Linked DNA regions of Homo sapiens: region 2 is linked to region 1. Evidence: read pairs that join two places in POLR2A ChIA-PET (ENCODE). Cell type or tissue: Caco-2. All regions are shown on one strand. Links, peaks and the distances in the headings refer to the core of each region. The heading gives the core; the rest is flanking DNA. Region 1 overlaps CRYZL1 (crystallin zeta like 1). Region 2 overlaps ITSN1 (intersectin 1).

Region 1 (6,534 bases), core at 2,157-4,656:
CCCAAAACACCTGTGGACTCATTGCTAGTGCAAAGTGTCCTTTGAATATACATATTTCTAGAGACTGTTGACTATACCATGTAGAGATATCCTCAACTGTTATAACCATGCATTCACTACCCTCTTTAAGAAGCAGGCCAAGTGCAGTGGCTCACGCCTGTAATCCCAGCACTTTGGGAAGCCGAGGTGGGTGGATCAGGAGGTCAGGAGTTCGAGACCAGCCTGGCCAACATGGTGAAACCCCATCTCTACTAAAGATACAAAAAAATTAGCTGGGTGTGGTAGCGTGCGCCTGTAATCCCAGCTACTCGGGAGGCTGGGGCAGGAGAATCACTTGAAGCCGGGAGGCGGAGGTTGCAGTGAGCCAAGATTATGCAGCTGCACTCCAGCCTGGGTGACAGAGCAAAACTCCGTATCAAAAAAAAAAAAAAAAAAAAGCAGACCTGACCCATTAGGACTACCATCCTCCACACCCTGCAGAATATATTTGAGCCAAACCTCCAGCTAGTTGCTTTGATTATGGTGACTATATTCTTTTTAATCAAATATTTGGGCATATTTCTTTTTCCAATGTGTGAATATGTACAAAAAGTCTCACAGATTAATGTGAACATTGTTAAAATTTAACATTAATTCACCTTTTCCCAAATGATCAAAATATAACTGAAGATTTCCCCCTAACAATCCAGCTAGTATTATAATGCTATGCACAGGTCCCAACGATGGATGGGTAATAGGGTATTGGATACTGCCCAAGAGAGCCTGGCATGGTGACCAGGTTGAGCATACAGGGCCACATTTCAGAGTTGACTTCATCTGTTTTTCTCTTGTCTAGCTGTTTATATGTGTGTGTGTGTGTATATATATATATATATATATATATATATGTTTTTCTCTTGTGTAGCTGTTTATATATATCTTTGCTTTCCTTAAAAATGAAGGTAGGTTAGAAACATTATAACCGAACTCTGAACCTGGAGTGGCCATAGTATTATAAAGTTTGTGTTGGGGACTAATAAAAATTTGAGCATGTAAGAAGAGGAGTTTGGACTTTCAGGAATTAAATTAACCATAGGGGAATAGATGAGTTGAATGAGGGAGAGTATTGAAAGCATTTGGCAGCCTATCGCCACAGCCCGAGCCCCAGGCATTGAGGTGAAGGTGATGGGATGGATCTAAGGTACTCTTTTTTTTTTTTTTTTTGAGACAGAGTCTCGCTCTGTCGCCCAGGCTGGAGTGCAGTGGCGCGATCTCGGCTCACTGCAAGCTCCGCCTTCCGGATTCATGCCATTCTCCCTTCTCAGCCTCCCAAGTAGCTGGGACTACAGGCACCCGCCACCACGCCCGGCTAATTTTTTGTATTTTTAGTAGAGACGGGGTTTCACCGTGTTAGCCAGGATAGTCGCCATCTCCTGACCTCGTGATCCGCCCGCCTCGGCCTCCAAAAATGCTGGGATTACAGGCGTGAGCCACCGCGCCCAGCGATCTAAATTATTCTTGATGACTAGAGAGTACAGCAAAATCTTGTTTGGGGGAAAGATGAGTCCAGCTTTGTGTCTGTTAAATTTGAAGTTGGTCTGATGCTCAAAACACTTTTGGCCTGAAAGTGTAGGTAAGGAATGATTTGTAGAGGTTTTATTTACAACTAAGAATAGATGAGTTTTATACAAAAAATTAGCCGGGCGCAGTGGCGGGCGCCTGTAGTCCCAGCTACTCGGGAAGCTGAAACAGGAGAATGGCGTGAACCCCGGAGGCGGAGCTTGCAGTGAGCCGACATCGCGCCACTGCACTCTAGCCTGGGCGACAGAGTGAAACTGTCTAAAAAGAAAAAAGAATAGATGAGCTTCTTGGGGGATTGAGTGTAACAGAGGAGCAAGTGGAGTTCATGTTGCTATTATAAGAAGGATGAAACCATTTGAAACTACTTCCCATTGATTTTTTAGAAATCCCTTAACAGATCAGTATTTTTATTAACTACTTTCTTGAAGTGTTTGTAGTCAAGTGTTTAATTTATGCAAAGTTCTCGTTCTGCTTTTGCTAAAAATTATTCTAAATTGGTATTATCTCCTTAATTTTTGTTTCTCCAGATTTTTTAGTAAGTTTACTGTATGGCCAATATAAAAATTTATAGTATTACTAACATAATCCTCAGTTTGTGGATTAATTCAAACATTTTGAAATTCTGATATACCTGTAAAAGTATAAAATTTCTATGCTTTTCACAGGCTATATCAGCCTACATTTTTAAACAGGTTTATTGTAATTAAAAAGTTTTGTATGTTTAAGAGACAGGGTTTCACTCTGTTGTCCAGGCTGGAGTGCAGTGTTGATTATAGCTCAAAGCAGCCTCCAATGCCTAGATAGAACTACAGGTGAGCACCACTACGCCAGGCTTATTTATTTATTTATTGTATTTTAAGAGACAGGGTCTTGCTTTGTTGCCCAGGCTGTGGAACTCCTGGGCTGAAGCAGTCCTCCTACCCCAGCCTCCTCCCAAATTGTTGGGATGACAGGTGTGAGCCACCACTCTGGGCAAAAAGTTTTATATCATACTTTTTTGGTATAGTAAAATTTATAGTAGAACTTATAATTTTGAAGTTACATGACTTTTCTTAGAAATGTCATATTATATATTTTGTTTTATTTATTTGTTCATTTATTTATTTTTGAGACAAAGCCTCGCTGTGTTGCCAGGCTGGAGTGCAGTGGCGCGATCTCAGCTCACTGCAACCTCTGCCTCCCAGATTCAAGCGATTCTCCTGCCTCAGCCTCCCGAGTAGCTGGGACTACAGGCATACGCCACCACGCCCAGCTAATTTTTGTATTTTTAGTAGAGACAGGATTTCACCATCTTGGCCAGGATGGTCTGTATCTATTGACCTCATGATCCACCCGCCTCGGTCTCCCAAAGTTCTGGTTACAGGCGTGAGCACCATGCCCGGCCTATACATTTTAATTTATATTTTTATTTTATAAAATGTTTAATACTTTTATGGCCGGGCGCGGTGGCTCACGCCTATAATCCCAGCACTTTGGGAGGCCGAGGCAGGCGGATCACAAGGTCAGGAGATCAAGACCATCCTAGCTAACACGGTGAAACCCCGTCTGTACTAAAAAATACAAAAAAAATTTAGCCAGGTGTGGTGGTGGGCGCCTGTAGTCCCAGCTACTCCGGAGGCGGAGGCAGGAGAATGGCGTGAACCCAGGAGGCGGAGCTTGCAGTGAGCTGAGATGGCGCCACTGCACTCCAGCCTGGGCGACAGAGCGAGACTCCGTCTCAAAAAAAAAAAAAAAAAAAAAAGTTTAATACTTTTATGTCCTATGTGCAAATGTATTTTAAGTCAATACAAATTTTATTAAATAACATGAGACTTGGCAGAGTGTGAGACAAAAAACAAAAAATAAAATGAAATACAATTTTGTTACGTAATAGACTGTTTTATTTAATCTGCCTAGGAAACCATGTGGGCCTTGAATACCATCCATTCTACCATTTTCCTAGTACTAGGAACTCAGTATTCTTTTTTTGGGCTTTCAAGACAAATATTTCCTCAGTTTTCTTCTGGCTACTTTTGTAAAAACACCTCTCTTTCTTTACTTTGTAACTTTAAGGATATTTTTGTTCCCATACAATTCTCAATTGGACCAACTGAACATTACTTTTTTCCACCAACCAGGGCAATTTTCACCTAATTTAGAGAAACTATTTAGGATGATGTGACTAAAAATATTGCCATTATTTTATATATATATATATATATATATATTGTTGTTGTTGTTTGTTTTAAGGGATACTAGGGGTACAAACAAGCAGTTATCTTCCAGGGTCTTTGAAATTGGGGCACAGTCTAAGGTCCATGTGACTGCTTATCTGGGAGACATGCCATATATTTCAAGATTCAATGGGCAGAGAAAACAGTAGCTTCCAGTATCACAAAGCAAGATGCTTTGAAATCAAGGCATTGATACGTAATTGTTCCACTTCTCAAAAAGGCAATTCTAGTAACTCCAGACTGAGTAGGAACAGAGTTGTTTTTTTTTTTATTTAATAATAATGGATATATTTCCCAGGCAATGGTTGGGAAAGCCCGCTAGTTAGTAAATAAATAAAGCAAGGTTTCATTAGTGTGTAATGAAATCGGGAAGCATGGAACAAATGGAGTGAGTGTCACTGGGGATGATTCCAGAGAGGGGGTAGAACTTGAACTTTATTTACTTAGCAGAATCTAAATTACAGCATTCTGTCAGAGAACAGGCCATGCCTAGAAGCTCTGAGATGGGGTAACCATATGATGTAAAGTCATACTAACTAGATAGAGGGTATGTGCTTGGACATTGTGGAAGCAGTAAGGTAGAGTAGGGAGAGAGAGTATGCATTTTAGAGAGCCTTCAAAGGAGGTTAGATTTAATGCTGGAGGGAATACGTAAATGTTGTATCCATGCTTCGGTTCTCCCCAGCCCCCAAACAAAAACATTGACACAAAGACCTTCTGCAACCAAAGCGTTAGAATTAATCATTTAACCTAGCTTAATCCTGCTTTTATATACTTCATTGATACATGCTACATACGTAATTTCTATATATGTCTTGAATGTGTATTCATTTCTGTTAATTCCAGCGTTTGATTATCACGTCCGAGAAACCAACAACCATTGCTCAACTACACTCTGTAAAAACTCTTTACGTATTTGGATCCAAGTAGATCCACTAACATTCAACACAGAGGGCTGGCTTTATGGACATATGGCCTATGCAGTCTCACTGACCTCAGATTCAGAAGAGACTTTTGCTTGATTTCATGCTCTGCTATCTTGAAATTCTAATAATTTCTAGACAAGGCTTCCCACATTTCCATTTTGCACTAGGCTCTGCAAATTATGTAGCCAGAACTATCAATAGGTACTTAATTATTATCTTAAAGGTATTCCACTTTAGGCCGGGTGCGGTGGCTCATGCCTGTAATCCCAGCATTTCGGGAGGCCGAGGCAGACGGATCACAAGGTGAGGAGATCAAGACCATCTTGGCCAACATGGTGAAACCCCCTCTCTACTAAAAATACAAAAACTAGCCAAGTGTGGTGGCACGTGCCTATAGTCCCAACTACTCGGGTGGCTGAGGCAGGAGAATCGCTTGAACCTGGGAGATGGAGGTTGCAGTGAGCCGAGACTGCGCCCTCCAGCCTGGCGACAGAGCAAGACTCTGTTGCAAAAAAAAGAAAAAAAAAAAGTATTCAACTTTAATTGATATATCTAATGTTAGCAGCTCAGTAGGAAACCATTAAAAGCCATGGTTAGGAGTAATGACTTTGGAAGAAGTAGCACCTAGTTTATATCCCAGTTCTGGCCCAGCTGGTGCTATGAGACACCAGCTACATGCTTTAAGCTAAGACTCACTTTCCTCATTCATAGAATAAATGAAATAATAGTATTCTTACCAAAAAGTATATACAAGAATGTTTTTAACAGAACAATTCATAAGAGCCCCAAACTGGAAACAATTCAAGTGTCTGTCTATAGTGGAATGGATAAATAGCAATTTGTTTATACAGTGGAGTACTATGTAGCAATACGAATGAATGGAATACAACTACAAGTAACAACATGAGTGAGACTCACAAACCTAATATAGAAAGAAAGAAAACAGACATTAAAGAGTATAATTTTATTTATATAAAGTTCAAAAGCAGACAAAACTAATCTGTGCTGTTAAAATTTAGGATATTGGGTCTCCTTAGGAGGAGAAGGGGACACAGGGAACTTCTGGAGGTGTATGATGATGTGTCTCCTGCCATGATGTGGGCATATTCACACTGTAAAATTCAACAAGTTATGCGCTTCAAGGATTTGTGTACTTTTCTATATTTTATACTTCTGTAAAATTTGCATAAAAAATAGTCTTACCACATAATTACTCTGAAAATTAAAGAAACAATTGTGGAATCTTTAGAGATACCTCAAGAAGTTCACAGAGCCGGGCGCGGTGACTCATGCCTGTAATCCCAGCACTTTGGGAGGCCGAGGCGGGTGGATCACCTGAGATCAGGAGTTCGAGACCAGCCTGGCCAACGTGGTGAATCCCCATCTGTACTAAAAATACAAAATTTAGCCGGGCATGGTGGCGCGTGCCTGTAATCCCAGCTACTAGGGGGGCTGAGGCAGGCGGATCGCTTGAACCTGGGAAACGGAGGTTGCAGTGAGCCAAGATCGTGCCACTACACTCCAGCCTGGGCAATAGGGCGAGACTCCATCTAAAAAAAAATAAATAAATAAGTTCACAGAATATAAGTTTATTTATTTTATTTTATTATTTTTTTGAGACAGAGTTTCGCTCTTGTTCCCCAGGCTGAAGTGCAATGGCGCGATCTCGGCTCACCGCAACCTATGCTTCCCAGGTTTAAGCGGTTCTCCTGTCTCAGCCTCTTGAGTAGCTAGGATTACAGGCACGCACCGCCACACCTGGCTAATTTTTTTTTTTTTTTTTTTTTTAGTAGAGATGGGGTTTCTCCATGTCGGTCAGGCTGATCTCGAACTCC
Region 2 (6,534 bases), core at 2,082-4,581, 97 kb before region 1:
CCCGGCTGGAATTAGGTTTTTAATCAGGATAACAATGTTTATTTTTTCTCTATTCCATTTTGTTCTAAGAAAGAATTTAATGTGGCCAAGTGACTCAGTACTGTGATTCAAAATATATATATTTCTAGATGCCATAATCCAAAGGAATTGTTTATGCACAAGGAGAAACAGACATTATGGAAACCGAAAATCAAAAGGAAGTATGCAACAACCTGAAGGATAATGGAAGAGAAAAAAAAAAAAAAACCCAGAAGCTGCAGCAGCGGACTGTAAGTTTCTTCCTTTTCCCCTGACTGGCGGCCTGCATCTCTGCTTTCATTTTGATTACTTTACATCCCAGGGTTCAAATGTGAACATGCTCCTTCTTCTCCCCAGCACTATCTTCCTGCAGGGGGCCATCATTTTTCAGACAGAATTACCTCCTAGAATTTCATAATGTTATAAACCGAGAGGGAAAAAAAGGAAAACATTTATTTTTAAAATATACAAGAAAATACAGAAACCAATTCATTTTCAGACTTACCAAATGCTGGTGCGCTAGAAATAGCAACTGGTTGCTGTTTCATGACAGGGGGAAGTGCAGAGGGTAGCTGATATCCTTGTAGCTTCAGTTTGATAAGTTTCATAGCTATGGAAAACTCCACTTGATCCATTCTTCCATCATTATTCATGTCAGCTAGTGCCCTGCAAACCAACAGCATGGCCTGAGAACAACTGTGACCATAAAAGAACCTTTCCAAAACCACCACTCCCACCAACACGAAAACAAAATAATTAGCACTCTTACCCCTAGAGACAACAACAGAAAACATAACTGTTTACCAAACTATGGGGAATAGCCTGTAAATACTGGCCAAGTTTTATATAAACATAAAATATCTTTCACTCTGCCACTTTAGCAGGTAATTTTCAGCCTCAGTGTGAGGATTTGTACTTTAGACATCAAAAGGGGTTTCTTTCTGAAGTGATGAAAACATTCTAAAATTAGCTAATAGTGACTGTCGCACAACTCTGTGAATAAACTAAAACCAATGAATTAGATACTTTAAACGAGTAAATTTTATTATGTGAATTCTTTCACAATAAAGCTATTAGAAAAGAAAAAGATTTAGAAGCGGAATGTTAATATTGCTAGAGATACTTAGATTGCATTCTTTGTAGAGCTCTACAAACCTCAATGTGGGAACATGACACAGTATGCTATGCTACCTACTTATGCTATGCTAGGGTTACTCAACTATAATGCTACTAAACCTCTAAAGCTCTTGAAACTAACTTTTCTTTAGAATCATGCCCCATATCACTCAACAATTTTGTAAGTTAGCTTACAAAATGTGTCTGCTATTTGAAAATGGTACTCAAATATACACGGTCCAAGTGCAAACTGTAATGAGCTTTAATGTAAAGTATTTTCTCAAAGAAGAGTAAGCAAAAGGAATCGCTTCTCGGCCTTTTGGCTAAGATCAAGTAAGCAAAAGTTTGTCCTTGTAACTGGAAACTACATTATATCATCAAAACTGTGCATATTCATGACTTAACCTCTTCTGCATAAAAAAGTTTTATTCAGATTTTATTTCTTTTAATCCAGATATTAAAAGCATGAGGATTTTTTTAAACCAATATTATGAAAAATGTATTTGAAAGATCTAAATAAGACAGTTCAATTAAAATACCATGATCTTTTAGACTGAGCCATATCCGGACAGTGTTCACAAAAGAAAATTAAGTTACACAGAAAACAATTCTGCATAGCTGGAATTAACTCAAAGAAAGAAAACATGTAACACAATAAAAAGTATGGCATAAGACAAAGATAAAAAAATCTCTAAAAGTGATCAAGATTGTAAAAGTTGGCACATTTTAGAAAATAAGGATCATAACGCAGGAAACAAAGCTCTGTGGTTGCAGAAACCTTTTTGCCTCAGATAGGAGTTCCCCATTCTCCTGTAGTCATGGGCCCTTCAGCAAAGAATTCAGAATCTGAATTCTTCTCACTACTTGTGAACCTGAGCATCATTTTTCTGTATTTCGTGGCCATTTGGATTTGCACTTCTATGAACTGCTTATTCAAATCCTTTGCCAAATTTTCTATATATTGCATGTCTTTTGTTGTTAGTTTATAAGAGCTCATAGTGTATCACAAATTAACTGTTTATCTGCTGACTGCTGAAAGACTTTTAAAAATTCATTATTTGTTGATTTATGTATATGTACGGCATAAAAATTCTAAATTTTTGTATATAAAATATTTCTTTTATCATATGATTAGAAGGTTGTTAGTCCTTGATTTTCTAACATTGTATTATTTTATTTCATTTCAATCCTTAAACCAATAATTATGGGTAGGGGTGGGGGAGTTATTCCAGGGTCCAATCACATTTCTTCTACATGGATTCCTAGCTTTCCCAGTAATATTTATTAATCAATCCCTCTTCTTCTCACTGAACTAATATACATTTTTATCATGTATCAAATGTTCATATGAAGTGAGAACTATTTCTGGACTATCTGTTCTGACTGAACAATTTCCAGGTCAATATTACAATGATTTGATCACACTGGCTCTCTGGTATATTGTGATCCGGGAAGGTCTGGGAAGGTTTTTTTTCCCCCTTGGTTATTCATGGGTGTCTATTTTCCTATGAACATTTAGATTATTTTATCTGTTATACAAACAACCCTACTGGGATCCAAAAACTGCCTTAGAAGGGGATTTTTGGAGAATTGATTAAACCACAATTGCTTTTGCACCAATAGTTTACCCAACCAAAGAAAAGACAATCTTTCCGGTTGTTCAAATATACTATTTCCTTTAATAAAATTGTATCACTTTTTTCATATAATATGCTTTTCTTGCTAAATGTATTCTGAAGAATTTTATCATTTTTGCCAGATTTTAGATGAAACATTCCCCCCATTTCCATTTTTAGGTGCTTATTTCAAGCACAGAGAACATTTTTTATTTTAAAAAATTATTTAGGCTGTATTTAGCTATCCTACCAGACTCCTACAAGTTCTTATTAATGTTTTAAAACTAAAATCTCTTGGGTGTACTAAGTATACAATCACATAACTAGAAAAAAATGAGCATTATCTTTCTTTTCCAATATTTAGGCCAATCTTTTTTATTGGTCTTACTGCCTTCTAAGACATTACTGAATGCGTTCTTGCTCAGTTCTGAGTTTAAATGAAACAGTAGATTTACTAGAGCTAATAGTTTAATAGAGTTCATTGTTTAGAATGACAGTTGGTAGTGATTTCTGGAAAGTAATGTAAACTGAAAACAAAATTTTGAGCCCCCCACCATCTGAATGGACCCCTCATCTCAGCCAAGGGCATTTCAAAATTAACCTGAAAAACTAGTTCAAGCCAAGATGGGAAGAGGAAGTCAGACATGCCTCATTATACCCTCCTCCCTTTTGGAATTCAGGCCCAGCTGACCAGCATTAGCATCAACACAGGCCTTAAGACTGATAAAGGAGGCTCTTAAAGTCTGATAAGAAATATTTACCATCTATTTTCTCTGAAGTCTACTACCGGGAGGCTTCACCCGCATGACAAAACTTTGTTCTCCAAAACCACTTATGATAACCCACACATTCCCTTCTATTGATTCCAGCTCTTTGGATAATAACTCTTTCAATGAAATGCCAATTAAAAACTCTTGAATCCACGTATGACCTGGAAGCCTCTGCTTCCAGTTGTCCCATTGTTCCAGACCGAAATAGTGTACATTTTACATATATTGATTGATGTCTTATGTCTCCCTAAAATGTATAAAACCATGTTATATACCAACCACCTTGGGCAAATGGTCTCAGGATCTCCTGAGGGCTGTGTCACAGGCCATTGGTGACTCATATTCGGCTTGGAATAAACCTTTTCAAATATTTTACAGAGTTTGACTCTTTTCATGGATAGTAGTCTCACATATTTAAGTAGTTTCCTTTCTACTTATTAGAAATGGTTACTGTATTTTTCATCGGGTGCCTAATCTGTAATTACCAATCCGATCACAAGTTTTCTTCTTCCTTTTATCTGCTGAAATAATGACTAATGTTGATAGAATTTTTCGACTCTGAACCAATCTTGCACCTCTGGCATAAAGTTGGTCATTGTGTATTCTTTTCATACATTGTGAAATTCTATTTGCTAAGATTTTGACTTTTTTGGATCTATGCTCATAAATGAAACTGGCTTCTGGTTGCTTTATTTTTGTACTACCTTTCAGGTTTTATAAAGGAAACTAAGTAAATAAAATGAAATGGTGAACTTCCTTCTTTTGCTAAGTAGTTTTTTAAAAGATACGCAACTATTTAAAACGGTTTGGTGGGGAAGAGTTCCCATTAATAAAAATCAACATCAACATGCACACTAAAACCAATCAATCAGTCAGGCAGGTGCCCACTCCCTGTTCCCCACACCACTGCCCAGTATGGTCTCTGGTGAGAAACAGGAATATCCAGTGTGGGATAATGAGTAGGTTAGGGGAGAAGACTTTAGGTAATGGCTTAATTAGACTCTAAAGGTGTCCTACAGAAGTGTTTTCATGGGTGAGGAGAAGAAACTTAACCATGAGGTTCTAGGGACTTGACTTTAAACCACATACGACAATCCCAACATTTAGTTGAAAATGTCGTGATACTCAAAAAACGCTTTTCTCAATAAACATAACTGTGGGGAATCCCTGGTAATGAAAATTCTAAGAAATTTATGGAAATATGGTAGTTACGGCTGGGCGCGGTGGCTCATGCCTCTAATCCCAGCACTTTGGGAGGCCGAGGCAGGTGGATCACCTGAGGTCAGGAGTTCGAGACCAGTCTGACCAACAAGGTGAAACCCTGTCTCTACTAAAAACACAAAAATTGGCTGGGCACGCGGGCGCCTGTAGTCCCAGCTATTTGGGAGACTGAGGCATGAGAATTGCTTGAACCTGGGAGACGGAGGTTGCAGTGACCTAAGATAGCACCTCCAGCCTGGGTGACGGAGCAAGACTCCATCTCAAACAAAAACAAAAACAAAAAAACAGGCTGGGCACGGTGGCTCACGCCTGTAATCCCAGCACTTTGGGAGGCCGAGAAGGGTGGATCATGAGGTCAGGAGTTCAAGACCAGCCTGGCCAAGATGGTGAAACCCCATCTCTACTAAAAATACAAAAAATTAGCTGGGCATGGTGGCACGTGCCTGTAATCCCAGCTACTCAGGAGGCTGAGGCAGAGAGTTGCTTAAACCTAGGAGATGGAGGTTGCAGTGAGCCGAGATCACGTCACTGCACTCCAGCCTGGGTGACAGAGCAAGACTCTGTCTCCAGAAAAAAAAAAAAAAAAAAAAAAAAAAAAGAACAGAGAGCATTTATAGCAGGTTACCTTAATGTAAGGAGGAAAGGAAGTAATTTAAATATGAATACATACACGTTATATACATTATGTACCTGCTTTTTTCCAACAAAAATAAATGAAGGATAACAGGAAACTAATACAATGGGTGGAAACAGGGTAAAGGGATAGAAGAGGGAGTGACCTTGTCTGAGCACACCTTTTTGTTAGTTTCGGTTTTTAGAACCTTTTTAATCTGTTATGTATTTAAATAATAAAATTAAGTCCACAAAGATGAGGAGGCATATCTAAATTAAATAAAAATGAAAATAAACCTAATCATATTATAAATAACTAACATATCCACGTAAGAGGTAGAAAAAAAAGCCTAGTCCAAGTAACTTCACATAGTACTTTATATGTCCTCTGTTTAAAAACAAAAGGAACTACAAAGTAATCTTGAAATCTACTGTGAAAGGAAAATAAAAACGCAGGACTTCAATTCACTATGCAAAAGGTAGAAAAGTAAGCTGAAAGCTGAGTCCCTGAAAGCTGAGTCCCTTTGTTCCTAAGCAGGGAGCTACAAATAAAAGGTCAAACACCTCTACAGGCTACTTTATGTTCCATTTTATCTTATGTAAAGTGCCGACTTACTGAGCACTTTACTGATTTACTATTACCTAACTGACTATTCCCCTGCCTGCTCCTTTTCTCTGGCAATATATGGATTACCATATCCTCCCTCTTTGCCCTCCAGCCTACCTGTTCCCTTTAAATACTGAAGCCATCAAAATCATCGTTGGAGAAAAGCACAGTTTCTGTGATTCTGTGCTTATTTCCTCCCGGCATGTCCTTAACTTTAGCAAAATAAACTCCTAAAATGATTGAGACCTCTTGTCTCAGATACTTTTTGGTTTACACTACTTACTAGGTTCTTTTTTTTTTTTTTATTTGTTTGTTTGTTTGAGACAGGGTCTCACTCTGTTGCCCAGGCTGGAGTACAGTGGCACAATCATAGCGCAATGCAGGCTTGAATCCTCAGCTCAAGTGATCCTCCCACCCCATCCTCTGAGTAGCTGAGACTACAGGCATGTGCCACCATACCTGGATAATTTTTTTTTTAAAGTAGAGACGGGGTCTCACTATGTTGCCCAGGCAGGTCTCAAACTCCTGGGCTCAAGTGATCCTCCTGCCTCGACCTCCCAAAGTGCTGAGATTA

What was found. ChIA-PET counts read pairs that join two places held together with the same protein. Peaks named below come from ENCODE experiments on the same cell type or tissue, not always from the same donor. Only the 100,000 strongest peaks of a DNase experiment are listed, where the experiment ranks them.
Region 2: POLR2A ChIA-PET joins it to region 1 with 5 read pairs; 3 of 35 experiments call an interaction of 5 or more read pairs at or near these places.

What each region holds. Positions count from the first base shown.
Region 1 is chr21:33,632,114-33,638,647 of GRCh38, reverse strand. All of the region lies in intron 1 of CRYZL1 (crystallin zeta like 1), which reads left to right. Among named protein-coding and RNA genes, the nearest start is that of CRYZL1, 6.4 kb to the left of the region's middle. In Caco-2, for the core only: no CTCF peak of the experiment used is centred there; no DNase peak of the experiment used is centred there.
Region 2 is chr21:33,729,194-33,735,727 of GRCh38, reverse strand. It overlaps ITSN1 (intersectin 1), which reads right to left. Exons shown (of 40, transcript NM_003024.3): 5 at 524-684. Among named protein-coding and RNA genes, the nearest start is that of ITSN1, 90 kb to the right of the region's middle. In Caco-2, for the core only: no CTCF peak of the experiment used is centred there; a DNase peak (open chromatin) is centred at 3,447.